Regions from separate parts of the Homo sapiens genome. Here region 2 is linked to region 1. Evidence: chromatin loops called from intact Hi-C (ENCODE). Cell type or tissue: ascending aorta. All regions are shown on one strand. Each heading gives the region's core, and the rest is flanking DNA. Links, peaks and the distances in the headings are about the cores only.

Region 1 (17,010 bases), core at 6,242-8,741:
ACACAGTAAGATGCACTGTGAATTTCTAAGAGTCTCCAAAGACTGAAGACAGTAAGTCATTCAGAGTCATGTTAATGGCAAAGCTGCCAGAAATGGGCCACACACCCTAATTCAAATGACCCTTTCTTCATAAAAAGTCATAAAAAATGACCGTATAAGAACCCAATTCTTCTCGAATGCATGAATAGGATTTGTATGTATAATCTATGGACTACAGTTTGAAACAAGTCTAATATGACCCAGCTGTGTTGCATAATAAAACTGACAATGAAAGCACGGTCTAAGAGACCACCAGATGGCAGCCTCTTCATGTTTAACTCCTGTGGTTACCCCTAGACCTGCTGGATTTTGTTTATTTTTAGGGCCCAGGACTTCAGAGTAGAGGAAAGGATTAGAAGTAGGAATTCAGTCAAAGGCCACAGACAGGTAAAAAGAAATGGATTTTCTTTTTTAAGTTTGTTTTTTATTTTATTTATTTTGTTTTGTATTCAGAAAGATGCTGAAATCACAAATGTGTTTATAGGGCTCTGCCCCTAAATTGCATCTGGACTGACTGTGTTGGGACTGGTAGACCTCAGGCCAAGCGGGACAGTATGAACCTGGAAAATAAGCAGAATATGTCTCTTTCTGGTGGTGGCAGCCGCCTCAACTCAAAGTCCCTGATTACCCCTGCAAGAAAAATTGTCTCGTACTTGTTTCTTAGGCTTTTAAGTGGTTGAAAAATCACTTTATCTTTTATTTACTTAAAATCCTAATTTTAATTTTTTCCTTTGTTATGCACTTTTAACTTCATAATTTTTCTTAATGAAATTTTAGAAAAGACAAAATGACTTCATTCAATAAACGCAGCAAATGTGTTTAAGTTACTTTTTAAAAAACATTTTATTTTACACGTATACTAAATAAGAAAAAATTTAAACATAAAAAGTGAAAAGAAATAATGAAAATAATATAACGTCATCACCACCCAAATATAAACTCCATAAACTGTTATCTAAAAATCCCATGTCTCTATAAACAGAATTATCTCCAAAACAGGATTTTGCTATATATACTGTTTTGCAGATTTTAAAAATTGACAATGTATCATATACATTTTTCTATATTAAAAATATATTTCCATGCTATAAATTTTAATGGTTATATGGTGCTCTGTAATTATGTCACAGTATGTTCAACTGGGCCTTTACCATAAAAATGTTTTTAAAAAGACTATAATTTTATAAAATCATTAGTTAAGCAGGAGAGTAAGACAGGATAGAAATGAAAAACATGAGCAAAGAAGAGAAATGCAGACAGGCAACGGAGAACCACCCAGGAAAGTTGAGGTCAAAACAGAGGAGAAGTAAAGGACACATGAAAGATAGAAAGGGGTAAAGATAGAGGAAAAGAAGAAAACAGAAATGATCTGCAGTAAACCATCCAGCAAAGACTTGCTTTTGATTTGTGTTACAGGTTTCTGATGATCAACCTTTATCTTTCTACTTTGAAATACTGAGCGGCTGACAACCGCTCTACAGTTGTTCTTTATCTGAAAGGATGGTAAATTTTCACTGAAGGGCACGGTAAAGAAATGTAAACAGCAAATATTAATATTAAAATTGTTCTCTAGTTGCAGCTACAGAACAGAGGAATGCAAACTGATTATTTGGAATTAAGCAGAGGATCAAATCTCCAGGAAAAAAAAAGACAAAAACATTTTCCTATTTCTAGTTCACTTCATAAGCTTGTGAAAAGAACACACTGCCTGGACGTGATGATTTATATGAAATGATGTCCATGAAATACAATTATATCATATTTAAGGTGATGAAATATTATATAGATGTTTAAGGTGATGAAATATTATATAGATAATAAAAATGCATGAGCTTACTCTTTTTAGCACATGTAGACAATAATATGTGCAAGGATACATAGTGACTTGGGACTGACTATAAAATTGGGGACATAAGGGCATGGTAAAAGAATAATTTTGCTTTCTATGCAATATTTTTTACTTAGAATTTTTATAGTAGGGCATGTATTGATTTTTAATAAAAATAAATGAATAAAAAGAGAAAATGTCAGCTCACTGAGCACAAATCACTCATGAACAGAGGGAAGGGGGATGATTCCTCAAAGTGTGTAAATCGTGGCTGACAAGAACAGCCTCTCTGGTCTCACTCCATTGATCGCTTTCTCCAGCAGCCTCAAAAGGCCTTATTCTCAGCTGGTGTCATGCGACTCTCATGTCACAGGACGCATTTTAAGCCTCCCTTGAAGAAAATTCTTTGTAAGGCTTGGATCTAGACCTCTTTCTCTTCAAATAGTTGCAGATGGCAGCCTTAGGTTTCATGAAGGAAGAGGGTAGATTGGCAGACTTGAACAATTAAAATGAGTGGCTTCAGAGGGATTTTTAAATTCTCTGAATTTTACAGTGAAGACCCTCTTTGCTGAGAGTAAAGCAGTAGGATGAGAAAGTAAAGCTAGAGGAAATATTCTTCCTGAAATAAAGGTGTTCCAAAAATAAATGTGATTGAATTGGGATAGATCCACTGTAATGATGCCCTCAAATATTAAATCTTGGCTCCAGGGAGCTTGCAAAATTTCTACAAGCCATTATGAATATTTCTTAGAGCTTAATAAAATCATATATTTTATCATAGTAAGGCTGTGTAAGTTAGCTAAATATTGAGTTTTCCCTTGTTTAGAAACATCTCTGCTCACTTATACTTTATGCTAAATTCTGGAATAGAAATTCATATATTTTTAATAACAATGGAAAAACAATAATCTCTTATGAAGTGAAATCTTTACCCTGCCTTTTTTAAGTTGACAAATAAAAATTCTATATATTTATGATATACAACATGATGTTTTGATATACATATACATTGTAGAATGGTTAAATCGAGGTAATTAGCATATACATTACCTTACACACTTACTATTTTTTGTGATGAGAACATTTAAAATCTCAGCAACTTTCAAGTACACAATAGATTATTATGAACTATAGTCACAATAATGTACAACAGATCTTTTGAACACATTCTTCTCTCTACCTGAAATGTTGTATAATTTGACCAACCTCTCCTCAACCCCACAGCCTCAGCCTCTGATAACCACCATTCTACTCTCTGCTTCCATGAGTTTGACTTTTTTTAGATTCCATATATGAGTGAGATGGTGTGGCATTTGTCTTTTTGTGCCTGGCTTATTTCACTTAACATAATGTCTGCCAGGTTTATTCATGTTGTTGCAGATGATAGGATTTCCTTCTTGTTTAGGGGTGAATAGTATTCCATTGTATATATATGCCACATTATTGAAATCCATTCATCTGTTGATGGACACTCCGGTTGATTCCATGTTATTCTACCTTTGACACCAAGTCTGCGTACCTATTGAGCTCTACTCTTTCTTTAATCTTCTGGCTTGTTTTCTTTCCTGTGTCTTAGTAACTGGCCACTCTACCTTTGCCTCAGGATCCTCTTCTGTGCCTGATACCTCTGAGCAGCTCTGGTCAGATCTACTCAAAACCTCAGGTTCCTCATCCTTCATTCCTGCAGAGGATATTCCCTACTTTGAAGTAAATAAAATTTGTTTTTTCTTGATTGGTAACATGTTCTTTTCAGAAATCAGGAAGAATCTTTGTGTTCAGGACCCTTGAAAAGTATCTGCTGTAAGGGTGATTTTCGAGTAGCAGCCATCAGAGAGCAGGCTCTTAATCTGGTAGCATAAAATACAATAAAGCAACCAGAGTACTGGTCATGACATTTGGTAACTTGGTAACACCAAAGTAGCTGAGGGAAGCTTTTAATGAAGATTGTGGAGGCTTATCTCAAACATTAAAAAATTAAACAAGTCTTACTTTTTAGTTCTTAAGTAACAGGAGGACATCTCTTTGTATGTAGGTACTTTATTTCTCTAGGATAATTTTCAGAAAATAATTTGTCAGTTGACTACTTTGGGGGGCAACTAAGTTATTTTGGAGATTCTGTTAAGTCCTGGGAGAAATTAAAGATTAAAAACTTATTTCTTGATCTCTAGCCATTCATAAATGTAACAGGCAAGTCTATATAATGCAATGTAATGTCAAATATAATATGTTCAAAGTACCAATGAAGTACAGAGGCAGAAGAGCTGAGAGGATCTTATGTTTCTTGAAGAAATATTTCAGCTGGTCCCCAAAGGTTTAATGAAAAAAAAATTCAAAATGAAAATAAAGAAAAATCTTGCTGGTGGGAACACCATGAACAAAGGCTTGGAGGCATGAAAAGTACATGACACAATGGAGGAAAATAAGTACAGAATTATTGCTAGAATTAAAGACAGAGGAGATTGTAATGGGGAGAAAGTCTAAAAATAATTCCCAGACCAGAACATACAGTGCCCTGAATCCCAGGCTAAGAAGATTTCATTTCTTTCTGTATTCCGTGAAAAGCCCTTGAAGGATTTTAAGTGGAAGTATTTTTAGAACTATGCCTTAGAATGAGTTATCTTACTGCTATAGTCAGATGGTAAGATTGAAAGCCAAAAAAACCAATTATTAAAATAACACCAATGGCAGATGTGAAAGACTTGAAATAGTACATTACAGAAAGAAAGAGACTACACTTTGGCCACTTAAACATCTAGAGTTTGAAAAGGTGGGCACTGAGATTCTCTGTGTAGTTGTCAACTCCATTCTTGTCATTGCTCACAAGGAAGATCCAAAGTAAATGTTTCTATTTTAAAAAGAGCTTTATGGAAACACTCATAAGGAAATAGTTGTGTGCTTAAGAACATCAGCCCTGGCCCTCCTAAAGAGGGAAAACCTTGGCAAAGTAAAGGATTGGTGTTTACATTTTCAAAAGCTGTTTTATCCTTTAAATGGTACCTATGATATAGTCAAAGAAGGCTGGTTGTCAATTTTACTGCTTCTGTAATGATAAATGTCACCCATTTTCTCCTTTGCAGGAGAGTGGATTTAGATTTACCAAGTTTATCCCAAGAAGCTAATTTTGAATGAACAATATGAAATATGATCATGGAAAATTTAGGCGTCAGAAATTAAAAACCTAAAACTGAAGAACATAAGGACTTGAGGGACAATTAGAAATTACCTACTCTGGAGTTCTCTATCTTTTTATCAGCCCAGACTCTTCATTTATTTTTTCACTTAATAGAGAGCTTCACACAGGTCATGACCAGGGTGACCATGTTTGGTTACCAACATTGTTCACCATTTATATCCCAGCAAGTCCTATAAAGTTCAATAAATAAATAGACTTATAAAGTATAAGTTAAATGATTAGTAGCCAGTTAGCACTATTCATCACCTTTATAAACCAATATGATCTAAATGCATTGATAAATTTTAAACAAAAGCAGACACTCAATAGTTTGATTACTTTTATGGCTTATGTTTTCCATTAAGCTTTTAGAGATAATTAAAAACAATTTAATAATTCTTGTTATTATCGTATATTCCTAAATCCTTAATGATCCCGGGGACTTTGGGTTAGGAACAGTAGTTCTAATCTTATTCCAAATGAAAATGAGGCACAGAGATGGGAAGTGACTTCCAAGGACATATAAGTATCATCAACATCCTATAATTTAATCTTAAGCAGCTTTTGGGGCAAGGAAAAAAAAAACAATCTTAAGATTTGCTGCAGTGGTTTCTTGTGTCCCTGGTCTGTGAGGCTGATTACATGCTGTTCTGGCTTCTGACTTTTAGGTAGAAGGCCAATGGCTGCACCTTTAGCTCTGCTCTTGTATGTAGTTTTTTTCCCCCTAAAAGTGTTTAATTATACCAAAAAAAGCAGCTGTCTTTGATCACACAACTTGCTTGCTAATTTCTCCAGGTTGCTTTAACATTGCCATCTGGACACATTACTCTTTTCTTTAGATCACTTTTAAATAACCATGACAATAAAAATATTTTTAAAATAATAAAAAAATCAGAAAGACAAAAAAAAAAAAAATCCACACAAAGCCCAGAAACAATGGAAAGAAGCAAGACAGGGTTGATTTTCCTGGAGGGAAAATATAGTCACCTGGTAATTTTGTCTTAGTTCTGGGAAAAGAGCCCTGGTTGTATCACAACCCCACCTGTGCCCTTCCTCTAATTTCTTTCCTACTCCTTTACTGTCTGCCTGCCCTCTCTTTCTTCCTGCTATCTGGGTAGGACCTGAGGCATGTCAGGTACCAGGTTTCTACTGAAGATTTCTTGTCAGTGCAAAGATAGAATACAATCAGATTGTTTAATTCTTCCCCTATGAATTTGGTTCCAGAAATGTTATATATTAGTGACTAGAAAAAGATGAGTAATGACTGGGCATTAGGTCGATGTGCAGACTGCATGTGACCTGAGTAGATACAGGATGTGTTATTGAGATCAGCAATATTTTCAGAGAATCAGGGTTGTGTGCTTGTACACAGGATTAGAAATAGATTCAAAGACCCCTCTCTAGTCCTGTTGTGTATGATCAAATCTCTTTTACAACTTCCCTGTCAAATATTTATCCAGTGTACTTCTCAATACCTTTCATGACAATCACATATATTGGCCTGCTCTGACTTTTGGAAAGAGCTTTCTTATAATAAACAGAAATTGGTCTCCCTACGAACTGCCCAATTTGTTCTATTCCTACTCCTTCTTATCACATAGAATAAGTTAAATTACTTTTTCCCTGACGGCTGTTTCTGATATTTCAGAGATGTGATCACAGCTCCTTTGAATTTTCTTATCTCCAGGAGAAATTCCCCTGGTTCATTAAATTATTGTTCTTAAGACTTAACCTCTACATACATTTCATGTGTTAAAGTTCCTGTTTCTCATTTCACCCACAACTATACACAGTTCTTTTTTGAGAATATTTTGAAAAATAATACAAGTAATATATATTTACGAGTGAAAAATTAGAAAACCACAGATGGCAAAAAATATATATTTTAAATGACATGAATAATTTATATGCAAAAAGGGATGCTTTTGATATTTTGGCATATAACTTTCCAAAATTATTCACATTCATACAGACACTGCTAAATTTTAGCAAGATACTTAAGTGAGGGTAAGCTTAAAAAGTAATTCCATGTATGTCTATTTCTAAGAATGGGCACCAAAAATCACCTTGGAGTAAATTTTCTTTTTCTAGGAAGTATCACTTAACTGAGTCCTTATAATTATGCCAATTTAAGGTTTGCTGTCACCCACTGCTCTAAAGAGAGGCCAGCAAATTTTTACCGTAAAGCCAGGAAGTAAAGGTTTAAGTCTTTGGGGGCCACACGAGGTCTTTGTTGCTGCTGCTCTTCCTCCTCCTCCTCCATTTTCTTCTTGTTGATTTACAAACTTATAAACTTTTAAAAAATGGTAATACCATTCTTAGCTTACAGGCTGTAAAGAAGCAGGGCACTGACCAGAATTTACCAAAGACTAAAGTCTGCTCACCCCTATTCTAGAGGAAGGATTTAATAGTTTCTCAATTACTAACCTAGGCAGCCCCCACGAAACTCCTTGATATATAGAGTTCATCTCTGGGGATGTCTTAGGTAAATTTGCATAGCAATCAATGAGCCCCCTGGGAAGAAAGAAATAGAAACATCAAATACTAGCTTTTTGAGGTGTAATTTTATTAGACTCCCTTTAATGGGTTGAGACGTTCCCAGCTGAGGTGTGACAACTGGAAAGCATGCCGAAGGCTGCAAAGTAGAACTAGCTAAGAGACTAACAGACATCTGGATTATTGGCGTCGACTCTTAAATGGCTGGAGAAGAGAACTGACTTTTACATAGCTCATGACTAACTAAGCTGGTCTACTAAAAAGATTATGCCTTGGAATTAATGACTAAGGGTGTGAATATATTCTTGGAGAGTTGTAATCCTCAAAGGGGCTTTCTGTTTTAGTCATAGATTATGATGTAGTAACAATTACCTCAAACCTCTGTGGCTTAACAGGATAAAGGCTTATGTATCACTCCCAGCCTGATGGATAGCTTTCCTAGGGAGCTCCCCTGTGCAACTCTCCTCCAATTTATCACTCAGGGATTCAGGCTCCTTCCATCTTGTGATATCATCATCTTTAATGTATAACCTCCACATCTGTCATGGAAAGGAAAGGAATAACACAGGCAATCAGTCAGGGTATTATAGTCAGGCCTGAAATTGGCATTCATTACTTCCTCTCATTTGCATTGGTCAGAATCTGCTTATAGACTCTCAAACTAACTCCAAATGAAGCTAGGAAACATAGATGTAATATGTACCCAGGAAGAAAAAAAAATATTGTTTAATATCTGCTCGGTCCTGGTCATACTCCCTTCACTTACATGTGGGTATTGAGCGGGGTTGGGAGCAGCACGTTAGCTTCTGGAAAGATCTGGAACAGCAAGAGTGTAACCACAGTAGTGACAAGCATGTACCATAACTTTAAACGTCAGTTTTTATTAGTGACTTAATTAGAAATGACGGAAGTGATAGCATACTAAAACTAGCCAAGATCTCATTCTAGCTCTTAGGTTTCTCTTTGCCTCATGTTTGGAAACCAGATGTAACTGGGCCCTTTGAGCCGAGTAAGCTCGCAGGGTTTTCAGAAACTAGAAAGTAGAAAGCAAAACAAATGAGACATCCAGCCAAGTTAGACAAATGAGGGCTTGAGTAATTTATTTAAATAGTATATTTTATGAACTTACTTATGCTGTAAGCTGGTGAAGTGAGCCATATCAGTTAGAAGTGTGTATGTGGGGGGTGGGTGTGTGTAAGAGTGCAGGTGTGTTTATAAACATACTGGAATTATCTATGCTAATCTCAAAGTATGAAGGCCAATTTTCCTAATGTGGTCTGATTAATACAATTAGTGTTTGCGTGTTGTGTGTGTGTACCTATATGTATATACATATAATCTCTATATAAATGTTTTTTATATATAAATGTTATATATATATATAAAAACTCTTCTCATTTTGGTACCTAATGGTATCTAAAATCTTGAATCTTCTTCTCACATGTACTCTATATATTTGCTATTTTATGATTGCACCACTGGCTTTTGGTGGATAATATTTGCTATCTTATAGTGCCAAGCATATATTCTCCCTCTTATTGGTAACAACAGTAACTTAAATTTTATTTGGAAAATTACACCTTGAAATGAATCAAGGTGTAGGGAAATTTAAATTTTCCCTCTGAAGGTTTGATAATTTTAATTTATAAAACAAATTGATAACAGACAGAGTAACAGGAAAAAAGGCATACATATTTTATTATGTGCACATGAGTGCACAGGAGTCACATAAAATATAAAAACTCAAAAAAAAGCAAAATGGGTGATGCTTTTATACCATCTTGAAGGTACAAAAGCAATAGGAACTTGGATCATGGCAAAACAGGTTATGGGAGGGAGAGAAGGCTTGGCTAACAAAGGTGGTCTTGCTATACAGATGAAACCTCACAGGTAGCAGCCCTCTGAGAGAATAGATGGTAACTGTGTCTTTCAGACCTTTAAAAGTGTCAGACTCTCTTGTTATCTAGATTATTAGACTGGACTTGTTTACTTCCCTTTTGAGGCAGGTTCTCCAAGTTTCTCATACATTGTGGAAACAGTCATCTTTCCAATAAATTATTATTATTTTTTATTAAGAACAACCAGGGTTATATTCTGTAGCCTGTAATCCAAGAAAACCTAAATGATACACACTTGAACCTCAATGTGTATAAAGAACATTTTTCTTTTTTATATGTATATATAATATATATTTATATGTTACCTATTGCACTATACTATCTAGATATTTTTATATGACCTCTGTCAAATAACTTATTCCCTAACTGATTCTGTTTCTTTGTATGTACAGACATAGTGAATATGCATAATATTGTCATCAAATCACTGATAAATATATTTCTATCTGTAAAGAATATCTTTTCCTTTCTTATAATTTTAAAGACTTTTTTGTGACCTTATGTGGACAAACAGTTCATGTGTAATTTAAAAGAATAAATGTTTTTTACACACACTCTTCAATTGATGGTATTTGTTTTCTACCCTCCTTAATGGATCTCTAAAAATTTAAAATGCCTGTTTGGTCCAATTTTTACCAGATAAAGAGAGTTGAAGGCTCCTCTTAATAAAAGGCAAGGATGCTTGACTGAACTTCGGTTCAAGGCCCAATTTAGGAAGGTTAGAGTCCTTCCTAAGAGTTAGGAGGGTTCCAGGCCTCTCTCAGTAAAGTCCTTCACAGCTAAGGGACTCTTTAAGCTAAGATTAGTCTCTCTGGACTAATCTGCCTTGCAGTCTTTGCTGATGTCTGTGGATGGCAGGGTTAGGCATGTACAGGATCATAGGACACGGGGAGATTTTTCCTTCCCAAAGTGGGCCACAAGAGCTGATGGGACTGTGGGAAAATCATCCATTCACTATCAACAAGCAGCCACCTGAACTTTTGAATCAGTATCACCGCAATGGGTGGGTCTTTCCCAGACGTCCCTGAGCTCTTTGTTTCCCCACCCTGTTGCAGGCAATGTTTTTCTCCCTTTCTCTCCTTTCCCTTTCCTATATTTTCTGTTACCCAGGGCAACCATCTTTCCCAGAGACCACATGTTGAAACTCCTTTATTTCACTTTGAGTGGACTGAAGACGACAGTGCCCAACCGGAGGCAAGTTTGAGCCCTGCCAGTTCTATGTTGGGTGCTAAGCAGAGCGGCTAATTGTCAAGGTTTTCTCACATGTATTTTGCTCTGGCTGGAATGGAAAATGTTAATTTTGTACCCCCACGCAGCCAGGTGGGTGGCAACTTGCAAATTGAGAGACTTTTGACTGTGGTTATGAATTTGTCTTTTGGTGTTGTTCTGCAATAGAGAGGGGTACCTTAGCATAGAATGTGGGCCTAGGACCCCATAACCCCGCTGTTCCAGCCAACCTGGCAAAGTGGTCAGTTACAAACTTTGCTGCAGGCCCCTGAAAAAAAAAAAAACCTGGATGAAATTTCCCTCCCTTTATGTCCTTGGGAACTTAACCTTGTAACCACAGGGTGGTACTTTATCTTGATTTTCACCACCCAGCAGACAAGAATTTTGGAGTTCCCATCACAGTTATCTCTAACATTACCCTGAGTATTTAAAAGCATTTGCAAGGTCAAAATTGGCTGCTCTAGGAACCTTCTGGGAAGAGCAATGGAAACTGCCCTGCGCCATCGTTTAGTGGCTAAGACTTTGTGGCCTGGGTTCAGAATTCAATTCCTGGCTTAGAGAATGAGTCTTTCCTGATTTGATATCTGCATGACCTTTACTATTTGTTGATTCTTTCCCTCCACCAACTGTCTGGAATTTTCCTTTCTCTGAGCACCTGAGAGGTTACCTTTAGTAAAGTTCAAAAGCCAGAAATATTGACTTTAACATGGGTAAATTCGGGTTAAAACTGGATATTCAAGCCCCAACAGTCTGGGACTCTTTGGGAAAAACAGAGGAGATACCACACACCCATTTTGGAGAAAACCTCTATTTTCCTCATGAAACCCTAGGAAGTGAAACTGGATAGATCCATCTAAAAATCTAAGACTGTTCTGTTTTGCATTGCAATATCTGATGGTTTTGACTTTGGGGGGTATTAGAAATTACTTTGCATTGTAAGAGAGTTTTGGTGTGCAATAATTAGGTAGAAAATACAGTTTTGGGAATAGCTACTGGCAGTTATGGGGGGATACTCAGCTCTTTTCATGTTTGGATCAGAGAAGCATGCTCTTGGCCATCTGGAAAACTATGAAGATGTCGCAAACCCTAGCACCCGCCACCGCACTGAGAGATGAGACTCCCATGGGGCATGGCATAATCACAGAATGGGCTGATTGGCTTTGGATTGCTTTGCAATAAAATGCACAGTAAAATCATTGCACTTTCTTATTCCATACTGTTTTTCTTTTTGGGATCTAAGATTTGGTGTAAAAATGGGACCCTTAGCTTTTGGGGATTTGTTTTGCCTTCCAGTAGTGCCTGCTAATTAAGTGGTAGAAATTGCATGCTTTAAAGAGAAACTTATAAAATGGCAAATGAAAAAACCTTACAACTACCGGATCTTCTGTCTGTCTGTGTATTTATATATGTTGTGTGTGTGATGTTTATATATGAAGTGCTCCAATTAATTGGCTTAAAAATAATAAGTGCTTAAATCAATGATGTGCTTTCCTGTAAGGAATCAAATTTGACTTATAGAGCCAATAAAACCTTTTTGGGAAAACTGGCCTCATACATTGTCTGCACAGTCCTTGTGCAGGGTTCCTAACCTGTGTAAGTAAAAAAAATGTCACTTTCAGACAGGCCCAGGAGCCCCAAGTTATCTTGCAACCTCAACAGGCGAGAAATTTACCCAACTCATAGATATTTGAGGGTAAAAACACATGGCTGGGCTCAGCTTCAAAAAAAAAATCATTATCTGAGATTCCTTCTCTGGAACAGAGTTCCCTCAAAGCCAATTTAAAAAACCTATGTGAAAAATAATTATTCTTGCTGCACATTTTATAAATAATCAGGCCAACTATAATAAAGTAAATCATTCTTAGCATGATTTGTCTTCAGTAAAAATGGAAGACTGGAAAGAGAAAAAATACGTTTCAAGAACTGTGGTACACCTGTTATTAGATTCCAGTTTCATCAGTTGTTTTTTTTTAGTCTTTTTCCTGCAATTTTGAGTAACCCTGCTTATTCTGGTGAACCAACCAGTGATCTCTGTTCAAAAGATACAAGAGGGTTGGGTAATGTAAAAATTGGGGTCATTATTCTAATTCTAGGCACGTACTGGAATTGGCTAGCAACCCCGTGTCAGCTTGGTTCCAACAACTGCCCAGTTCATGGAAAACCTTATTTAGTTTACTTGGGATAGTTTTACTTATTTTGCTTTACTGTTATGGAATATATTGCTGTTATACTCTTCGTGTAGGAACGCAGTATAAGCTTAATGAATGTTTTCTTAAATTGAACACTTATTAACCTTTCAGATACCACCTTTTGTTAGAACTCAGAGTTACAAATGGCCATTACCAGACTGATGCTTTCTGACTGAGCTCCTCTCTACCCCAAATACAAGAGGCCCTAAAAGTTAGGCAGGAATATTATCACCCCTATTCAGCCTGAAGAAGTTACAGAAGATGGATCTTCATCTCTCTACAATCCTTAAGATTAAGGGTTCCCTTATAAAAGGGAGGGAGGAAATATGTTAGAGGTGTTTGAAGCAGAGCAACTCCATCTTGAATGGGGCAGGGTAAAATAAGGCTGAGACCTACTGGGCTGCACACCCAGGAGGTTAGGCATTCTAAGTCACAGGACGGGACAGGAGGTCAGCAAAAGGTGCAGGTCACAAAGACCTTGCTGCTAAAAAGATGCGGTAAAGAAGCAGGCCAAAACCCACCAAAACCAAAACGGCAATGAAAGTGACTTGTGGTAAGCCTGACTGCTCATTACATACTTATTATAATGCACTAGCATGCTAAAAAGCACTCCCACCAGTGTCATGACAGTTTACAGATGCTATGGCAGCATCAGGATATTACCTTATATGCTCTGAAAGGGGGAGGAACACTCAGTTCCAGGAATTGCTCACCCTTTCCTGGAAAACTCATGAATAATCCACCCCTTGTTTAGCATATAATCAAGAAGTAGTGATCTATAAGCAGTTGAGCAGCCCATGCTGCTGCTCTGCCTATGGAGTAGCCATTCTTTATCCCCTTACTTTGTTAATAAACTTGCTTTTACTTTACTCTTTGGACTTAGTCCAAAATCTTTTTTATGTGAGTTCCAAGAACCCTCTTTTGGGTTCTGGATCAGGACTCCTTTCTGGTAACACAATGTGGAAAAGAAAGTACATTTGACTCAAAGTGTCAATAATGAAATTACAAGGCTCGGTGCAGTGGCTCACGCCTGTAATCCCAACACTTTGGGAGGCCGAGGCTGGCAGATCACAAGGTCAGAAGATCGAGACCATCTTCGCTAACAGGGTGAAACCCCGTCTCTACTAAAAATACAAAAAAATTAGCCCAGCGTGGTGGCGGGCACCTGTAGTTCCAGCTGCTGGGGAGGCTGAGGCAGGAGAATGGCGTGAACCTGGGAGGCAGAGCTTGCAGTGAGCCGAGATTGCGCCACTGCCCTCCAGCCTGGGCGACAGAGCAAGACTCCGTCTCAAAAAAAAAAAAAAAAATTACAGAGAGTTATTTTTAGTTATTGTACTAGTTATCTATTTGTGCATTACAAACAAACTAAAAGCCTAGTGACTTAAATCAATAATAAATATTTGTTAATTATAATATATTCTGTGAGTCAGGAATTTAAAGAGTGGCTTGACTAAGTAGTCTTGTTCCTGGACCAAACTCAGGGTCAGGTTGCTATTCTTGTGGCTGAATAACAAGATGCAAATGAACTGGGAGAAAAGGGAGTTTTTATTTCTGTAACCAGTTACAGGAAAAAGGCCTGGAAATTATGGCCAGGCCAATTCAAAATTGCAAAGTTCTCCAGAGCTTATATACCTTCTAAGCTCTATGTCTACATGTAAGCATGCATTCACCTAAAGACATAAGTGATTAACTTCTTTTAATCCATAACTAAGGTCTGAGTCTTGAAGATCTTCCTCTGGAGCCTCAGCAAATTTACTTAATCTAAATGGGTCCAGGTGCTGAGGTGACTATCCTTATCCTGTGTCCTGCTAAATCACAGAGGTTTGGGGAGTTCCTTCAGCCCCCCAATAAAACTTGTTTAATCCTAAATGGGTCCTGTTAAGTATTCCTTCAATACTTTGTGATGATTTAAGGCCCAGGAAAGGCCTAGGCAAAACTCTTGGTGGGCTTTTGTACATTCCAGCCTTTGTATAAGGACACTGGCTCTTTCAGCTTTTAATATTTAATTTAACCACTCAGTCAGTACTGAACAGTTGTTATGTAGGCCTGCATTAGTGAGACCTGGCCCTAAGGTATCTCATGAAGTTGCAGTCATCTATTGGCCAGGGCTGAAGTTACCTAAAGACTTGACTGAGGCTGGAGAATCTATTTTCAAGGTGACTCATTCAGGGGCTTGCAAGTTAGTGTTGGTATTGGTGGGAAGTTGTAGCTACCTTCCACAAAGGCCTCTCCACAGGACTACTTGAGCATCCTCATGGAATGGCAGTAGCTTCTCCCAGAGCAGATGCAAGAGAGCCAGAGGAAGTTGCAATGCCTTTATGACCTAGTCTTGTGACTCACACATTGCCTCCTCCATCATACGTCATTGGTTATAAAGAAAATAAAAATGTCTTACGCCAAAATATATTTCTTTGACATGTTTTAAGATGGCTGTCACAGAGTCAGCAAACAGAAGTAACTTGCAAAGCTGTTTTTGTTGGGGAGATTTGCATGTGAAGAGAATCTGCATTGATGCATCCAGGCCTCCCCTTGTCCAGATCTAGAAAAAAATAACTGTGAATCTGATACCTTTATAGGTCTGAAAGGAACATTTGTCATCTATTCTCTCTGAGGGTTGCTACCTGTGAGGTTTAATCTACATAACAAGATCACCTTTGCTAGCCAAGCCTCCTCTTCTCTACCTCTCATGATCTGTTTTGCCACCAACAGCTGATTTACCACCATAACCTGATTTTGACCATGCTTTAAGCCCCCATTCTTTCTGTAACCTCAAGTTGGTATATAATCTTCTGCACCCCATTAGGGATAGGATAATCACTCTGTGATCCTTCTCGTGCACACATTAATATATTTTGTATGCATTTTCTCAATTTAATTTGCCTTTTATGATTTGATTTTTCAGTGAATCTTCAGAGAGCAAAGGGGAAGTTTTTCCTTGGCTCCTACAGTCACATAGACCAGCTATCATTCATTTTGGGAGAGGACTATACAAGGACATAAATACCAGGAGGCAAATATCATGGAGGCCACTTTGGAAACTGACTACTAGTTAGTGACTGAATTTCATTAATGTTCAGCAGTGGAGTTCTTTTATATAGCCATCCAATGGGCCATGTAGGCTACACTAGTAGAGTGTTTCTATGGATGGGAGAAAAGTACAAAGAAACACTCAAGGATTTTGTTCAAATTACATGTAACATCTCTCCTCATTTCACATGCCAAGGGTCCGGTGTGTTCTCTATGAATGTGGGCTCCAAGGTTTTTGGAATTATGACCCTATTGAAATGACAATTAATTAAAAAATATAAGGGGTTGTATTCCTGAAGCCAGTAGAAAAACTTACTTCACTAAAGTAAGCCCTCAGGTGTCTTGCATTTCACAGACTCAGACCCAAGCCACTTATCCTGACTTATTCCACATAATCCATCACAAGCGGTTTCCAACTCCACTCAACCTCAATCTCTCTTTGACATTGTTTTTGTATGACCTTGGCACCCTCCTTAACCAGACATCAAGGTATCCGTCTAGTTTCCTCTACCCACACATCCTCAAGAACTATTTATATGGTTGACCCTGTGAAATATGGAGGCCAAGCAGTGCTGCTTCTGTGCTTTTATGAAATTATGTAGTACTGAATGCAGAAAATGTACACCCACTCTCTCTTTGGGGCAGGACACCGTTTGGACATGGCGAGAATGACAGGGGGAACAGTGTTTCTTTAGTGCCTTGATGTCAGTAATTTTCCTTTTTTCCCCAGAGTCGGAGTCTTCCTCTGTTGCCCAGGCTGGAGTTCAGTGGTGCGATCTCAGCCCACTGCAACCTCTGCCTCCCAGGTTCAAGTAATTCTCTTACCTCAGCCTCCCAAGTAGCTGGGATTACAGGCGCCCCCCACCACGCCCAGCTAATTTTTGTATTTTTAGTAGAGATGGGGTTTCACCATGTTGGCCAGGCTGGTCTCAAACTCCTGACCTTGTGAGCCACCATGCCCAGCTGATACTGGTAATTCTAGGAGTACTAGGAGACCAGATAGATAGCAGGGATTTTTGTGGAAATGGTCAGAGGTAGAGAAGTCAGTGAGATTCTTTGACAGACCTACAGGAACAAGGAAATTGATAAGAAAATTTATTGGAAGAGAAAAAGAAGTAGAAGGAATTATTCACT
Region 2 (17,010 bases), core at 8,533-11,032, 78 kb after region 1:
ATATTGCTTGCATATGGGGACACAGAAGTCTGTGTCCTCTGCAGAGTCCACTTTTATTATCCACATGTTGCCTCTTTTCATGGACTTTATCTTTGCTTTATCTCTCTAATTTTGGCCTCACATCCAGAACTTCAAACTCACATTTTCCTCTGCAGTTATGCAGAGTCTTGCAGACTAAAGGGACTGTCTTCAACCTAACCCAAACTGCCTACATGTTGTACTTCTGGTCGTATTCTTTTGGAAACATGTAAAATTATGACATTGACAGAGTCTAAAGTTAAACTGCTTAACTGTAGCTGGTTACCTTTCCCAACTCGACTTTACAGATTTGTAGCTCAACAGTCCCTATCAGAAAATGTTCTCTACTTCTTATAAAGGTGGGCTAGGTAGGAACTTTTCCGGAGTAATCGCTGTTAGAGCACAGGTTGGCAGAGTTATGGTTTAAATGTAGCTCTAGTAAATACCTCAATAGTGTAAGGAGACACAGAAGTTAAGAGCACAGGCAAGTTTGAATTTGACCCCATCTCCATCACTTACACGCTATGTAATGCTGTTTAAGTGATCTGTCCTTTAAGCAGGACTTTTTCAGCTGGAAAAAATGGATAATTGAGGTCCTTGCTGCATAAGGTAATTGTGAAGATTAAAGGAGATGTGGATACCACATGGTAAATTCTTAGTAGATGCCAGCAATTATTAAGGAAAGGCAATAGACTTGGTTAAGTATTATAATATCTTTCTAAAATAGAGGCTGCCTGAAACTTGAAAGTTGAAACTGGTCAGGGACTGTTCTTCAGGTACAAAGAAAACTACAAGGATATATTTTTGGTGATTGGACGGGTAGTGATAAGGGTTGTTAGATATGGCATGGGGACTTCCTTTAAATGGCATGGTTTTCATGACACTAAGACTGAGACTCTGAGAATGTGTCAGGATTCTGAAATAGGGCAGAAAAAATATTTGAGATGTGTGTAGTAGTAAAGATAGACAGATACCTTTGGGAGACAGAGATTTAACAGTGGGGCAGAAAAAAAAAAGACAACCTGGCTGTCAGATCAGTGAACTAACTCATCTGCTTAAGTCAAAGACCCACTGGTTGCAGAATGGAAGATATTTCATGGCTCCAGTGAAATGAAGTTCTGTTCAATAGATGTGGAAAATAAAAAAGAATTTTGCAAGACACCTATCTTAAGTCAGCCAAGGAGCTGCAAGTGTTGAGAGCTGTAAAATCTGACAGCAATCAAAATTAAAGCTACTTAGCCACATTGAGGGGATGACTCCATGATCTTCATAATGGAGGGTTATATTTCATAATTTTCAGAAACTCCCCCTGGCTGCCTGTCAAGCTGTGCATAAAAGGACTTGTCTGGGTCATTATTGCTTTGATTACTGCCAAGGGAGCCAGTGGTGGTTGGAGTATGAGCAGAAGTAGACTGGCATTTTATTACATAAGATTTGTGTCAAATCCAGCTCCAGTTACTCAATACTATTTCAGGATCTGTCCACTTTACAATAGTTTTCACATGTGGCCACATATAAAAATCTGAGCTTTTCCTTTGATGATTACATGTCTTTACTACAAAACCAGTATGTTCTCAAAGTTTACCCATGAGATCTGTGAGGTTTAGAAGCAAGACAAGTAGATACTTTAGGCTTGATATAATTCATGTGTATATTTATAATCTGGCCATGTTATATGCTTTCTTTTTTAATTTTAAAATTGAAGTATTCTACTCCCTGGATTTCTGAAAGGATACAAAAAGACAATACATTAGAAAACCTTTGTGAATGTTAGTGATTGATGAAGGAGTAAGTTGTCTTATGAAGAATTATTGTTGTTGCTTGTTGTTATGGGCTAGTTACATTCAATACTAGCTTATATTTTGTGAAACAAATATGAAAAGTTATATCAAGTGCAGCTATATCTGCTGTGTCCATTTTAAGGATGTAGGATGTAGCATAATTCAGTAACACAGAAGCCCAGACTTTGAATCTAGAAAAAGTTCAAGGAGTTTGTGATTTTAGTGGCTAGGGTACCAGAGTAATAACTCAGAGTAGAGCCTCTAACTAGACAAATTGATGATAACCCAAATTGCTTTTAGGTCTTCGCACAGTTTTCTCCTTCCATATCAGAATTCTCACTTCCTTCTCTTACCCAGACCTAAATTCTTACATCCACAGCTCTTAGGAACTTTCCTACTTTATTACCATTTGTATATATGTATTTTCTCTTCAAGAAATGGTAACTGTCTTGAGCGTAAGATAGTTATAACATTTAATTCATTGTTTTGTCTCCTGAAGTACCTAGAATTTGAACTTCTGTTCAAGAGCTAAGCTGTGATAGACCGTCAAGTTTTCACTCACCAGGATGCTTTCTAACTTTCACCACAGATGATGCCCAAAGCTTTTCCTGAGACTTTGACCTTGAAGCTTTGATGCCCACTCTAGGTGTCACCCTCCACGTATGTGTTATGTAAAGCTTTATATAGTTCTGATTGACTTCACAGAATTGACAGTCTAGCAGTTGGTTCCACCTTTTCTTACCCTCAAGCTAGGCTGTTTCTCTTGACTCCTATTCCTAAGGATAAATAAGGCTCTTTCTGTCTGTGTTCTTGGAATAACCGCCGAGCTACCCTCTCTTCAGCCTACTTGAGCATTAAGAAGGTTGTTTATTTTCCCGAATTCTAAATCTGTTATATTTTAATTACCACATAAGTTACATAAGGTCTCCTTTTCCTTATGTGATAGTTATATTTTCCCATTTTGGTAGTTAGTATACTTTGAACTACAAGTAACAAAAATAATCATAATGATCAACAATTTAAACTATCAGAACATTCATAACCTCAGATGGAATAAAATTCAGGTTTGTTTCAGTAGCTCAACCAAGTCTTTAGGCTTTTCACCACTTGGACCCAAGATGGTTGCTGCTATTCCAGCCCTCTTGTCCTCTTAAACTGTGTAGAAAGTTAGAAAGAAAAGTTAGTTTCTTCTTATGCATAGAGAAAACACACATAAATAGAGGAGAAATAAAGGAGAAAGTCTTTTCTACACGTCATTGAGTAGACTTTCTCTTAGGTCTTTTGACCAGGGTTGGGTAACTGACCATTGTAGTTGTCAGAATGATAACCTTCAAAAATATATGTCCATGCCCTCAGCTCTGAAACTTGTGAATCTTACCTTATGCAGAAAAAGTATCTTAAGCAACTTCAGATGAAGATAGCATCCCAGTTTGCCCAGATGAGCCCTAAATCCAATAACAAGTATCTTTATAAGAAACAAAGAGCACTTTGGGAGGCTGAGGCAGGCAGATCACTTGAGGTCAGGAGTTTGAGACCAGCCTCGCCAACATAGTGAAACCCTGTCTCTACTAAAAATAAAAAACACTAGCCGGACTTGGTGGTGGGTGCCTATAATCCCAGCTACTTGGGAGGTTGAGGCAGGAGAATCGCATGAACCTGGGAGGTGGATGTTGCAGTGAGCCAAGATTGCATCACTGCACTCCAGCCCCAGTGACAGTGCGAGACTCCGTCTCAAAAAAAAAACAAAAAAAAAAAAAAACAAAGAAGCAAAGAGAGGAAAAGAGAGAGGACAATATGATCATAGGAGTGATTGAGATTGGAGTGATGCAGCCACACTTCAAGGAATGCCCACAGCCCACAGCTACAGAGGCTAGAAGATGCAAAGAATTATTCCCTAGAGACACCAGGTGAAATGCAGCCCTGCTGACAAACTGGATTTCAGACTTCTGGCCTCCAGAACTGTGGGAGAATAAATTTATGTTTTTGTTTGTTTGTTTTTAATGTTTTTGTTTTTAATAGACTTTGTCTTGTTTGTTTTTAATAGACTTTATTTTTTAGAGCAATTTCAGGTTCATAGCAAAATTGAATGGAAAGTACAGAGAATTCCCCTATACCCATCATTCCCAAATAACAACCTTCCCCACTATCAACATCCCACACCATAGTGGTGCCTTATTTGTTACAATGGATGAACCTACATTGATACATCACTCAAAGTCCACGCTTTGCCTTAGGGTTCATTCTTAGTGGTGTACATTCTACTGGTCTTGACAAATGCATGATAACATGCATCCACTATTAGAATATTGGACAGAATTGTTTCACTGCCTTAAAAATTATCTGTGATCTGCTTATTTAACCCTCTATCCCACTAAGCCCTGGCAATCACTGATCATTTTACCGTCTCAATTTTGCCTTTGCCAGAATATCATAAGGTTAAAATCACACACGTTTTTATTAGGGAGGGTTCTCCAGGGAAATAGAATCAATTGTGTGTGTGTGTGTGTGTGTGTGTGTGTGTGTGTGTGTGTGTACACACAGAGAGAGAGGGAGGGAAAGAGAGAGAGAGAGAGAGAGAAGTTTATTATAAGGAATTGGCTTATGCAATTATGAAGGCTGGCAAGTCCCAAGATCTGCAGGGTAAATTGGCAAGCTGGAGACCCAGGAGAAAACAATAAACAATGTTTCTGTTTTTAGTCCAAAGACAGGAAAATTATTGCGTTTCAGTTTGAAGGCTGTCAGGCAGGAAGATTCTATTCTATTTTGCAGAGGGTCAGCCTTTGTTTTCTATTCAGAACTTCAACTGATTAAATTAGTCCCATTCCATCCACTTTAATGGAGGGCAATCTGCTTTACTCAGTCTATCAATTTAAATGTTAATCATATCCAGAAACACATTTACAGAAATACTCAGAATAGTGTACGACCAAATATCTGGGCTCCTCATGGCCTAGTCAAGTTAACACAAAGTTAACCATCACAAATATCACAAATATACAGCCTTTCTAGATTGGCTTCTTTCACCTGGTAATACGCATTTGAGTTTCCTCCATGTTTTATCATGGCTTGAAAGCTCATTTTGTTCATCGAATAATATTCCGTGGTCTGGATATGCAACAATTTATTTACCCATTAACTTACAAAAGGACATCATGGTTGCTTCCAAGTTTTAGTAATCATGAATAAAGCTGCTACAAACATCTATGTAAAGGTTTTTGTGTGGACAAATGTGTTAAATTCATTTGAGTAAACACCAAGGAGTGCAAATACTAGATCATATGTTAAGAGTATGTTTAGTTTTATAAGAAAGAATTCTGTTATTTTAAGCCAACAAGTTTACTCTAATTTGTTGCAGCAGCCCTAGGAAACTAATATAATCATCCCTATGTAAAATGAAAGCAAGATAGAAATATGTACCTAGCAATTTGATCCTACTAGAGGAAATGAGCTCAGTCTATAATGAAAAATAGCTTTGGAAATGGCCTGTGGCAAGGAAACTAACATGTCTGAAATATTCAATGGTTTAAGATCCTGAAATTGTAGATTTGCAAAACTTTTTCCTCCTTAAAATTTCCCTGATACTAGAGTAGATTTTATTTTGACTTCAAAGGCCAGAGTCCTGTGAAAATACTAATAATAACCAACATTTATATAAGTTTATAGTTTAGAAACCACTATCTTTCTGCATGAACAAATTACCTCCAAAAACATCCCTGAGAAGCAAATATAAGCTATTGTGCTCACTTTGTGGAGGGTAGTAGAGAGCAGTACATAGAAGCATAAACTATGAACCCCAGTTCTGGGGCCTATGATTTGGCTAATCATGGCCACACCACTTATCCTCTCTGAGCCTCAGTTTTATCATCTATGAAGTGGAGTGAATGCAAGTACTTACTTCATCATGCTGCATATTATGATGGATTACAAATATAAGAGGGTTAAAGCATAGTAAGCACTCAATAAATGTTCATGGCAATTTTAATCATTGATATATTTATTATTGTAATAATAATTTATCACTATTGTTACTTCAAATATGTGAAAACTAAAGCTGAGGAAGATTCAATGACTTGCCTAGGATTAATAAAGGGCAGGTATTCTGGCTCCAAATCCCTTCATCATATGGTTTCTTATGTCAAGAGGGTAGAATAGATATTTAAACCTTTGTAAAAATTGGAACACTTGTACTATCTTAAATGGTGTCAAGGAGAAACTCACCATATGCTATAAATAAAAAGAATGTAGGCCAGTACTCAAGACTAGCAAGGCTCTGGTTTAAGCTTTCATGTGGATGCATATATAGTCCATGAAAACAATGTTATTTTGATATTGTCCATCTAAAAAATAAGGAATTGGCCTGCGACAAGTCAGAGCATGTGCTGTTTTATGTCCTTTCCCCAAAAGACACTTAAAATTTTGGGCAGTAGACTAGGAAAAGATTATGCAAATAAATTATAGTTGTGGAAAACACATGAACATATTTGAATACATATGCCTAGCCATACGTACAGAATTATAGCGTTTTTAAATTTGTATTTTCAGGACAGCAAACAGTATCATTTTACAAATACCATGGAGACCTACCATGGTGACACTTCAGAGTGGGAAACTAACATGCTGAGGCATTGAATTCTGTTTTTGATTACTTATTCAATGAATTCTCACAATAACACTGCAAGATATTGCCTATTATTACTCATTTTATGGATAGGGACACTGAAGCTCATAGAATCCCTGTGATTGTTTCCTAAGTCTTTCAACTCTCAATGGTGGAGAAAAAGCAGAGTCTTAATTTAAATCTTGTATTATTAACAATATCATTTTCCTTGGAGGTAAATTTGGGTGTTTTGTCTGATGAAGTTATGTTGTTTAATACTTTAGTTAAACTGGAATACATATGCCATGAAGCAAAGGCCAGGAAAACCTAATTACTCCACAAAGCCATACATTCATTCCTGATCTGAAGTCAACCCTGCCATTCCAGTTAGCAGTCAAGGCTTCAGATTATGGGCCAGTAGTGAATCTGGGCTTTGTTTCTGGATGGTGGTGGCCATGGGGAGCCTTGCTGGAATTTTTCTAGGATTTTTATGCCAACTTAAACATTGGAGGTTCAAGAGAGTATTCCATGGGCTTGAAAGCAGAGTGTGAAAACCTACAATGCTAAAGAAATGTGTTTTAGAAAAGACACAACCAAAACATAAAAGTTACATTTTATACTACTCTATAGAATGGAAGTTGCCTTCCAAAAGGGAAAGAAAGAAATCCTTATGGTTAGATTACATATAGAGCTCAGAGGATCTACAAAGGTCTTTCATTATATATAAAAGATCTACTTTATAACTTTGACTACTGGTTTTATGACTGTTTAAATAAAATTATCAGATAATCATTTGCACAAAAATGAAATTAAAGGCATTTCTATCCCCAAAGAAGCCAGACATGGATGAGAAAAATTTCATCCATTTTTCCAGAGAAGTTCATTGATATAGTTTTCAAACCCCAAATTATCAGAATATAGAAGAAAATTACTAAAGTTTTATTCATTAGCTATTTTTTAATATAGTGAGTTGCTTATTGTGCATTTTAGCGAGTCTCATAATCACTCTCCAGAGACCTGAGTGTATCTGAATTAAAAATTTTTCTTCAAAAAGTGAACTTAATTAGAAAGTACATGAACACACACACACACACACACACACACACACACACACAGAGTAATGGAACTAAAACAGCTGATACTCATTAGAGGGCAATTGACATTGTGCTTCCACAGGATAATTATAATAAACTAAGTCCTGGTGGGAGACAAATGAAGATTTTCCCATAAGTTGAGTAACACTGGTAGTAGAGCAAAGAGAGTGGAAAATAGAAACATTTAAGAACAAAATCCAAAATGTCTTGGGAATCTAAATTTCAGGTATGTAGATTCTCGACTCCTATTTCCATAGCAATTCCTCTCAAACTTTCATGTGCCTATGAATCACCTGTGCATCTTATTAAAATACAGTTTCTGCTTCAGTAGGTTTGAAGTAGAGCCAAGATTCTTTATTACTTTTAGGTTGGTGCAAAAAGTAATTGGTTTTGCCATTAATGGCACAATTACTTTTTGCACCAATGTGATAACAGTCTCCCAGATAATATCAATGACGCTAGTCTCTTGTCATGGGGTGGCCAACCTACCCAGTTTGCCTGGGAACTATGAGGGTTTTTCCTAGGATATGGAGTTTTTAGCTAAACCTGGAATGGTTCTAGGCAAAATGGGATGTGTAGTCATCCTATAGGACCACATTTTGAATACAATAACCCTAGGTTATACCTGAAATTCAACAAAATAATTTCTGATCATGCTCAGATAATAATTGTTTATAATTGAGGACAAGAGGTATATAATTGTTTATAATTGAGGACAAGAGGTACACTCACAGGTTTACCCTAATCACAAAGTCAGCCTTTTGGCAGAGAAATGTGAAGTGTGTAGTGCAAGAAGTTAACTTTAGCAATAATAAAACCCAAACCTAAATCAACTCCTCTCTAGAATGACTGAACCATCATATTATTGGCCCAAAAGTAGAAGTGTAGCCATTTCCCAGTAAAAATATTCTCTCTGTCTCTATCATGAGGTCCACAATTCAGTAAAAAATTTTGAAATACACAAAAAAATTTTGAAAGACAAAAATTAATGAATCCAGACTCAGAGATATTGACACTATCAGATGAGAACTTTAATGTAGCTATGATTAACATGTTAAAGAATCTAGTGGAAAACCTTAACAACATGAATGAACAGATGGGGAATTTTAGTTGAGGGAATGAAACTTAAGAAAAGTCAAATGGAAAAGTTGAAATAAAAGACATTATATCATAGATGAAGAAATTCTTTATAGAGCTCATCAGTAGACTTAAGATAGCTAAGGGAAAAAAAATCACTAAACTCTAACTGGGTCAATATTTAGCCATAAAAAGGAATAAACTATTGATATACTCAACAACTCAGATGGACCTGAAAGGACTGATTTTGAGTAAAAATGAATAAATAGAAATTGTCCAAGCCAAAACATTGGGAAAAAGAGTGAATTCAAACAACAACAACAACAACAACAAAACCCAGAGCACTTAATGTTAATATTCTAAGGTAAGTGTAATTGGTGTGCCAGAAAGAGACAAAAGAGAAAACTGGACAAATAGATATTTTGTGATAATGGCTGAGAATTTTTCAGAAATAATGAATGACATCAAACCATATATCCAAGAAGCTTAAATCTATTTACACAATAAATAACACAGACACACACGCACACATACACACACACGTAAATACATCATAATTTAACAACTGAAAACTAAAGACAAAGAAAAAATTTGAAGGCAGTCAGAAAAGAAATGCAGCACATATAGAACAACAAAGATATGATTTACAAAGGACATCTCGAGCATATGCAAACTACAAGACAATAAAGTAACATTTAAACTACAAGAAGCTTAAAAACTCCAAATATAATATTCAGCAAAACTATCCTTCAAAAATAAGGCAAAATAAGTAATTTTTCAGACATACCAAAGATGAGAGGATTTATTGCCAGGAGTCTTGTGCTTCAAGACATGTTATAGAAAGTTCTTTAGTCAGAAGAATTACGATACAAGACAGAAATGTATATCTATACAAAGGAATAAAATGTGCCTGAAACGGCAAAAATAAAGGTAAATATGATATCAAAGACATTCTCTGTATGTTTCAGAATTGAAACTGTATTTGAATGCCTAAAGCAAAATAGTAATAATGTATTATAGCATATATATATAGTACAATGTATGACACAAAGGATGTGAGAAAGGAATTGGAATTATTCTACTGCAAAATAATTGCACCATATGAGAAGTGGCATATTATTTGAAATTAGACTGGTAAATTAAAGATGTACATTGTAAACCCTCTAGTAACCACTAAAACAATGAAAAGGAGAAATAGCTAATAATTCAACAGTGTATTTTAAATGGAAGCACAAATATAACCCAAAAGATAAAAGAGGCTGGGCACAGTGATTCACACCTGTAATCCCCTCACTTTGGGAGGCCAAGACAGCTGGATCACTTGAGCACAGGAGTTCAAAACCAGCCTGGGCAACATGGTGAAAAAAAAAATTAGCCAGCATGATGGTGCGCACCTGGCCAGAACTGTGAGAAATAAATTTCTATTACTTTTAAATTACTCAGTCTAAGGTATTTTGTTATAGCAGCAGGAATGAGTTGAGACAAGTTACTTACAACATGGTAGCTAGCTTCTCTCAGAGAAACTGAGGGAGAGGAGAGAATAAACAGACAAGAGCAAGGCAGAAGCCAGTCATTTAATCTCAGAATGTAAATCCCATAACTTTTACAGTATTCTCTTTCTTAGAAGCAAGTCACTAGGTTCATCCTACACTTAGGGAGGGTTACCGAAGGGCATGAATACCAGGAGATGAGGATCATTGAAACCAACTGAGAAACTAGTACAAAAGGGGAGAGAACTTTTAAGAAAATAGTTAGAAATAAGTTTAAAATAAAGTCCCTGAGAGGAATAACCATGGAACTTCCTTCTTGTTCAAGATTCACTTTAACTGTTACCTCATCTGTAAAACTGTCTTGACCTCCCATGCTTCTCACCATAAGAGAAAAGTAAGTCATTAGTTCTGTTTCCTACAGTGCTTAGTGCCAATTCTATCCTGGTACCTATTACAGTGGATCATAATTTGTTGACATGCCTGTCTCTCCCCCAAGTATGTGAGAGGTTATGAGGGCAAGCACCACCACTCACTTGGCTTGCTCTTGCTCCATGAGTATTTACTGAATTAATGAAGCTGTAAATTCCAGATCACTGGGTAGTCCTTGGAGGACAGACTGAGTGAGAATACTGAGTATCTAAAGGTTAAGTGGGAAATATTAGGGCTAGAGAATATGAAAGAGCACAGCATAGAAGTGGCTGAATATTCAATCCTGTGCTAGAAGTCTTTCATTTGCTCTCCAGGTCCAGGCTCCACATTTCTTCCTCCCTCTTCTGTGCTCTAGGAGCCTAAACCCAAGCAACTATAGCATAGGCTCCCTAGCCCTCTGGCTTCTAGTTATACTCTGCCAATGGGGGACACCAGCCAGAAACCAGAGGCAGGAACATAGTGTAGCAAGGTATTCATTTCGCTGGATGGTTACCTGCCAGTTTTCCACACAGCTCGCTTCAGGCCTCTTCCTCCGTACAGCTTCCCTCTTTCTGGCTCCTGGTAACTCTACTCTGCCCTGGTCTCTTTAGCTCAGTGGCAGTCCCAGCACCCCCACTGTCACTGGCCCTTAGGGAAGACACTAGACTTTGCTATGCTCCCTAAACCTCGCCCACATCTTTCAAAATAGTGCTTTTATTCATTTCTACTCAAAGTGTCCACTTTGAGTAGAGCCACCTGTTTCCTGACTGAACCCTGACTGAGAGTTCCTATAGAGAGCCAGCCTATTCTGGAATAATAATAGCAAAAATAATGGAGAGAAAAACTGATGTTGCTGCATTCTATGTATTTCAAAGTAGTAAACAAAATAAAAATTGTCCCTGGCCTCACAGAGCTTGTGGTCTAATAGTCATCTCTTCAATCATATCCAGAGGTTTGTATTTGTTTTTTTTTTTTCAGATTCGGGGTTTTAATTGTATTTTTAACCGACAACTAGTCATTGTATATATTTATGGGGTACAATGTGATGTTTTGATATATGTGACATTATGAAATGAGCAAATCAGGCTAATTAGCATATTCATCACCTCAAATATGTACCATTTGTGGGGAGAACATTTAAACTTCCAGGCTCAAGGGGACAAACACCATATGATCTGACTTACATGTGGAATAAAAAAAAAAATCAAACTCACAGAAGCAGAGGGTATGCCAGAGGCTTTGAGGCTGGGGTGAACAAGGAAGGAGAGATATTGGTCAACAGGCACAAAGTTTCAGTTAGATAGGAGGAATAAGTTCTGGTGTTCTACTGCACAGCAGTGACTATAATTAATTACAGCAGTGTATTGTCTATTTCAAAATAGCTAAAAGAACCAGTTTTTAAATGCTGTTAGTAAGATCAAATGTGAAAGATCTGTTTAAACTCCAGACAAATCATCTAAGACTTAGGAGGAGAAAAGGAGAGGGTTAATTGTTACCTACAACTTGTGGGATTATATACTGCAAGGGGTAATAGTCAACTCACTACTCAATAGGGAGAAAAATTTTAAAAAGAGACTAAAACCAACATAGAAAATTGTGTGTAGGTTCATAATAAGTCAGGCAGGTATAGTTGAAGATGCGGATAACAACTAAAAGTTATCGAGCTCTAACTAAGTCCCAGGCACTTAGATATTTGATTATACTTGTTCCTCACAAAACACTCTTAATCCTCACAAAATATTACTTATGTTTTAAATATGGGGAAATTGAGGCACAGAGAAATGGAGACCCCTGCTCAAGCAGTCAGGGGGTAGGGAATCTGAGTATAAGCCTGGGACCCATCCTCTTAAACATGACTCTAAATTAAGTAAGGATAAAGGAAAATATTGTATTACCTAATTGGTAGCATCAGGCACTAACACATTCTAAAGTACTTGGTCATCTAATCCGAAAATAGTTTAGGGTGCTTAAAAGGCTTTTAAGCATCAGTCATACACCAAAGATCTTTATTCACTGGAGCCAAGAGGCAGAAAGTAAGTTCCAGTTTTCATTTATTCATCATTTCACTCTGCCCTTGGACTCAAAAGAGCCCATGCCACCTCCTGATGGAAAAGCCCAAGTTACGTTTGGGAATTATAATTTCTCTTTTTCTGATTCTACTTACTGGCAGGGTAAAATATGTAGAAAAAAAGTGTTCCTCCATTTGCCTTCTTAAATACTTTCTCTTGTTTATAAACCTAACAATCATCTATCAGCAATGCTGTTTCTACCCTGCCAGAACAAGGCCTCAGGAAACCATTTCCTCTGGAGCAATTCCAGAAGGGCTCAGTGAGCACTCAATACCTTTTACACTGATGGACTGTATGGGTTTCTTGCTCTCAGCCCCTGTAGGATTTGCACATTTTGTTTTCATGCCCATCACTCATGGACAGAAGTAAAAATATGCTATTTACCTCTTTCCACTTATGTAGACCTCACATTTTGTTTCACCTTAGTGGCAGTGAGGGGGGAGTTTTGTTCACATTTAGCAAGTCTGGGCTGCCTATTGTGCACAACAGCTATTGCCCAATTGCAGTTTATGGAGAGTCTAGAACCTTTTTTTTTTCTTTTTATGCTACCAAGGGATTAATGACAAAAAAATTGGCAAAGAAATTGCAGTCTGCAAGTTATAACCAATATGAGTTGATGAAATCCAGATGTGAAAATCTCCCTCCACCATCCTATGCCTTCCACAATATAGGTGTATGACCTCGGTGAAGGCAGGGCTTGTAATTGCTTTTATTTGGAGACATGTGGGCTCTGCTTCCCCCCAACCCCCACCTTCTTTTCCCACTTTGAAGGAAAGAGTGACTTGAAATGTATTTTTACACTTACTAAAACGGATGTGGAAATAAAACTTTAATTACTGGAAAAACTATTAAGAAGAAGTATATTTTATTCTTCCAGAGCCATGAGTTTTTCAGAGCAAAGTTGTCTTAGACCACTTCAGTTACCACAACCCCAGGAATCAATGGAAACCTCACAGACTGGGCAGAGTCTCTGCCTTACCCTCACAGTGATCACTGAGATTCAAGGATGGAATGTTCTAACACATGGCTCATCTGTCTTGCAATTTAAACCTAATTAGACTAACTTTTTTCCCCCCAATTGCCCTGCTTGTTTCCATGGCAGTGCAACAATCATTCTAAAACTTGGTGGCTTGAAACAATAATAATCGTTTTCTATCTCTCACAATTTTATGGGTCAGGAATCTAAGAGAAGCCAATATGGGCCTTCTGACTTGGGGTCTCTGATGAGGTTGCAGTCAGACAATGGCGAGGGCCAGGATCATACTGAAGACTTCCTCCCTCACATGTTCTGATGTCTGATCTGAGAGGACTGTAGGCTGACTTATCTGGGACTCCTTGGGCATCTGTAACGCTATGGGGTGTCTTCACATGTTCTCCCCCGTATGGGGGCTTCAGGGTAGCTGAATTTTTACATGTTGACTTAAAGTTCTGAAGATAAATGTCCCAGAAAGGTCACAGCCAGGCTAGGAAGACATAGTGTCACTTCTGGCATCCACTATTAGTTGAGACAGTTATGAAGGTCCATCCAGGCTTGAGGGGAGGCGTGGAGAGAGAGGGTAAAAATCCTGCCTCATGATGGAGGTCTATCGATATTATATTGTAAGAAGAATGTTTGAGATGGTTATCTTTGAAAAAATGCCACAGTATGCCACATCCCTTAAGAAACAATATCCCTGAAAAAAAACAACATGCTACTCATTATGTCAGATTTTTAATATCTAACAGACCTAGTTGTCTGACTACAACTTGTTAAATCAGTTAAAAGTAGAATTTTAGATATTCAGTTTTTTTATTGCAGAGCTACTCTAATTGGAAGCCTATACAGAGGCAAGCTCTCAACAATTAATTAGGAATCCATGAACTTGTGTGGCATGTAAGAAGCATGGTTATAATATGGTTATAATAAAAATGGGAAATAAATTAAGATCTTTGGGCATCTACTATGTGTCAGCCACTGTCATACATTAGTTACCTAAATTATAATCATTAGTCAAACAAACATTTATGAAATGTCTCCAATCTATCAATACTAGTTGTGAGGAAGATCAATACGATAGACCTCATTCAATTCTCAGGAAGTGGAACAACAGAAACTCAGATTCTCAATTTTATGTTATTTCTTCTGATAAGCTTTATTTTTATGGATTTTACACAATAATAGGATGCCAACTTTCAAATTATTGGATGGACTCTAAGTCTACCTGAGTATGGAAAAGGGATTGGTCAGAAAAGACTGGGCATTCAGAGATGGTCTTCATCTTTATCCTTAGGTCTATGGAGTGAAACTTGAAGCAGGAACTAGGCTAAAGGGTGGATAAGTAGAAAGAGGAGACACAAGGAGAATAGCATAACTAAAAGTGAAAAGACCAGTGTGTATACAGCCTTTGTTCCAAGAGCAAAGAATAGAAGCTAAGTAATATTTTGAGTGTGATGTCAACATTTCAGTATTTTATTTTCAATGGCATTCTTTTTTTAGCTTGTTTGGTAGGAGCAAGTACCTAAGTCATTATGAGAAAAGACAGATATAACCCTTCCATTAGAAAATAAAATTTAAAAAAATCATGATGGTTGGGGACTAACAAACCATTGACAAGTACTTAGCTTTTAATTTTCTATATTTTTATATTTCTCAGTGATGGCTGTTGCTCTTCATCTATCACTTGTTCAAAGCACACATTTAAGATATTAATTACACCAATAGGATGAACAGGAGGTAGAGAAATAGTAGAGGTTTGTTGTGTTTTCTTATCTACATGTGAACACTGGGACCTCATTTCTATAAGGACAAGAGAATTCTGTGTAAACCAGTTTGAATGGAATGAATATTCATAATAACAATATCAATTACTATTTATTTATTCATTGCATAAGATGCACTTAATTTTATACTATAACCCTATAAAGTAGACGTTATCATTTCCTTTCACAGATAAGGAAACTAAAGTACAGAGAAGTTAAACAGGCTACCCAAAGTACCAGCTAAGAAATGGCAAAGGCATTATTTTGAGCCCGTGCCACTTGACTCATTCCAGGATGGTGCTTCAGTATGGAGGTGTTAATGCTTTGAGTCATTGTCCCAATGGGAAGATGGTTTTCACTAATGCAGCCAACTACTATGATGGTTAACACCAATCCTCAATCCAGTGGTTCTGGCATCACCATTTACTAGCTGTTCAGACTTGAGCAAGTTAGTTAACCTCTGTGTAGCAAAGTTTATTAAGATTAAATAATTCATATGAAACAATTGTAAAAATGGCTACCCTAAAGGAAGTGATCAATAAAGGTGCTATTACTACACTAACATTGCTTTATTATCACTATATATTTACAAGACAACTGGCTAGTATTAGAGGTACAGTCTGGTCTAAAAGCAAAACAGAACCTTCCTTAAAAAAATGGTTTGGAATCAATAACAAGTTTATCTAGTTGATGGGCTACATGGTTGAAGAACCTCTATAACTAGTCATCAGTATTAACTGTTAAAAGGGTAGATACCATAGGAAATAACTGTCGATAAATGTGTAGTCTCTGCTTGCAGTCCCATCATATGATGGTCCCATCACAGAACCAACTGTGATTCTGCATAATGAATTTCTATTTTTTACCATTTGAAGCAACTTGAAAGAACGATTATTGCCAGAGAATAATTTTTTGGTGCAGAACTTGAAAGAAAAAAATGTGACAAGGAAAGGGAAAATTTCTATAATTTTACCTAAAGTACAGAGAATTACAGTTATTACTAGGAGAGAAATTATTTAGATACGTTTCTTGCCCTTAAAAAAATAGTGTTGCCCCAATAACATACAGGGAGCCCAGTTGAATTTTAATTTTAGATAAACAATACATACTTATTTAATATACATATGTCCCAAATATCTCATGGGGCTTATTCCTACTATGAAAATATTTTTGTCCTAAATACAAATTTAACTAATGTCCTATGTTTTTATTTGTCAAATCTGACAACTGTGCTTAAAATGATCATGATTAGTCATTATCTAATGAGCTCAGGTATTTTCCCATTTGCTAATTTTACACTTAAGTGTGAGGCAGTATGTAATGTCAAGCTCAGGAAGTATAGAGCCCTAGGCTGTGTATGATGTGAAGTGAACAATCATAATAAGGTGTGCAGACTGAGTTCAACCTCCCACTCTTATCTCTTATCTTCCCTATCATGTACCCTGCATTTCCGTTGAAATGTGAAATGTGTTGATTCTATAATCCTAAACTTCCCTTTGCCCATTATTCACTTTCTTTTCTTTTCCCAGGAGTATCCTTCCCTGTCATCTTCTTTCCATCAAATTCCTAACATTCTTCAAGGGCTATTAGAAATGGATGCTTGCTTACCTATCGCATGTCATAGAGTTGTGTGGCAAAGATCATGGTTTTTACAGTGGAATGACAACAGAAGTGAGGTATTTTCTTTCTGGGCCAGGGTGGTCAAGAATAAGTATGCCTTCTCCACTTTTTGTCCTC

The links. Hi-C counts contacts between places; a loop is a spot of excess contacts. Peaks named below come from ENCODE experiments on the same cell type or tissue, not always from the same donor. Only the 100,000 strongest peaks of a DNase experiment are listed, where the experiment ranks them.
Region 2: it touches region 1 in a loop (9-fold over the local background); 6 of 110 quality-filtered maps call a loop at or near these places.

What each region holds. Positions count from the first base shown.
Region 1 is chr11:26,753,771-26,770,780 of GRCh38, forward strand. No RefSeq gene overlaps it. Among named protein-coding and RNA genes, the nearest start is that of SLC5A12, 40 kb to the left of the region's middle. In ascending aorta, for the core only: no CTCF peak of the experiment used is centred there; no DNase peak of the experiment used is centred there; H3K27ac peaks cover 758 bases.
Region 2 is chr11:26,829,555-26,846,564 of GRCh38, forward strand. It overlaps LOC124902649 (a long non-coding RNA gene), which reads left to right. Exons shown (of 3, transcript XR_007062629.1): 2 at 16,803-17,010. Among named protein-coding and RNA genes, the nearest start is that of SLC5A12, 120 kb to the left of the region's middle. In ascending aorta, for the core only: no CTCF peak of the experiment used is centred there; no DNase peak of the experiment used is centred there; H3K27ac peaks cover 1,334 bases.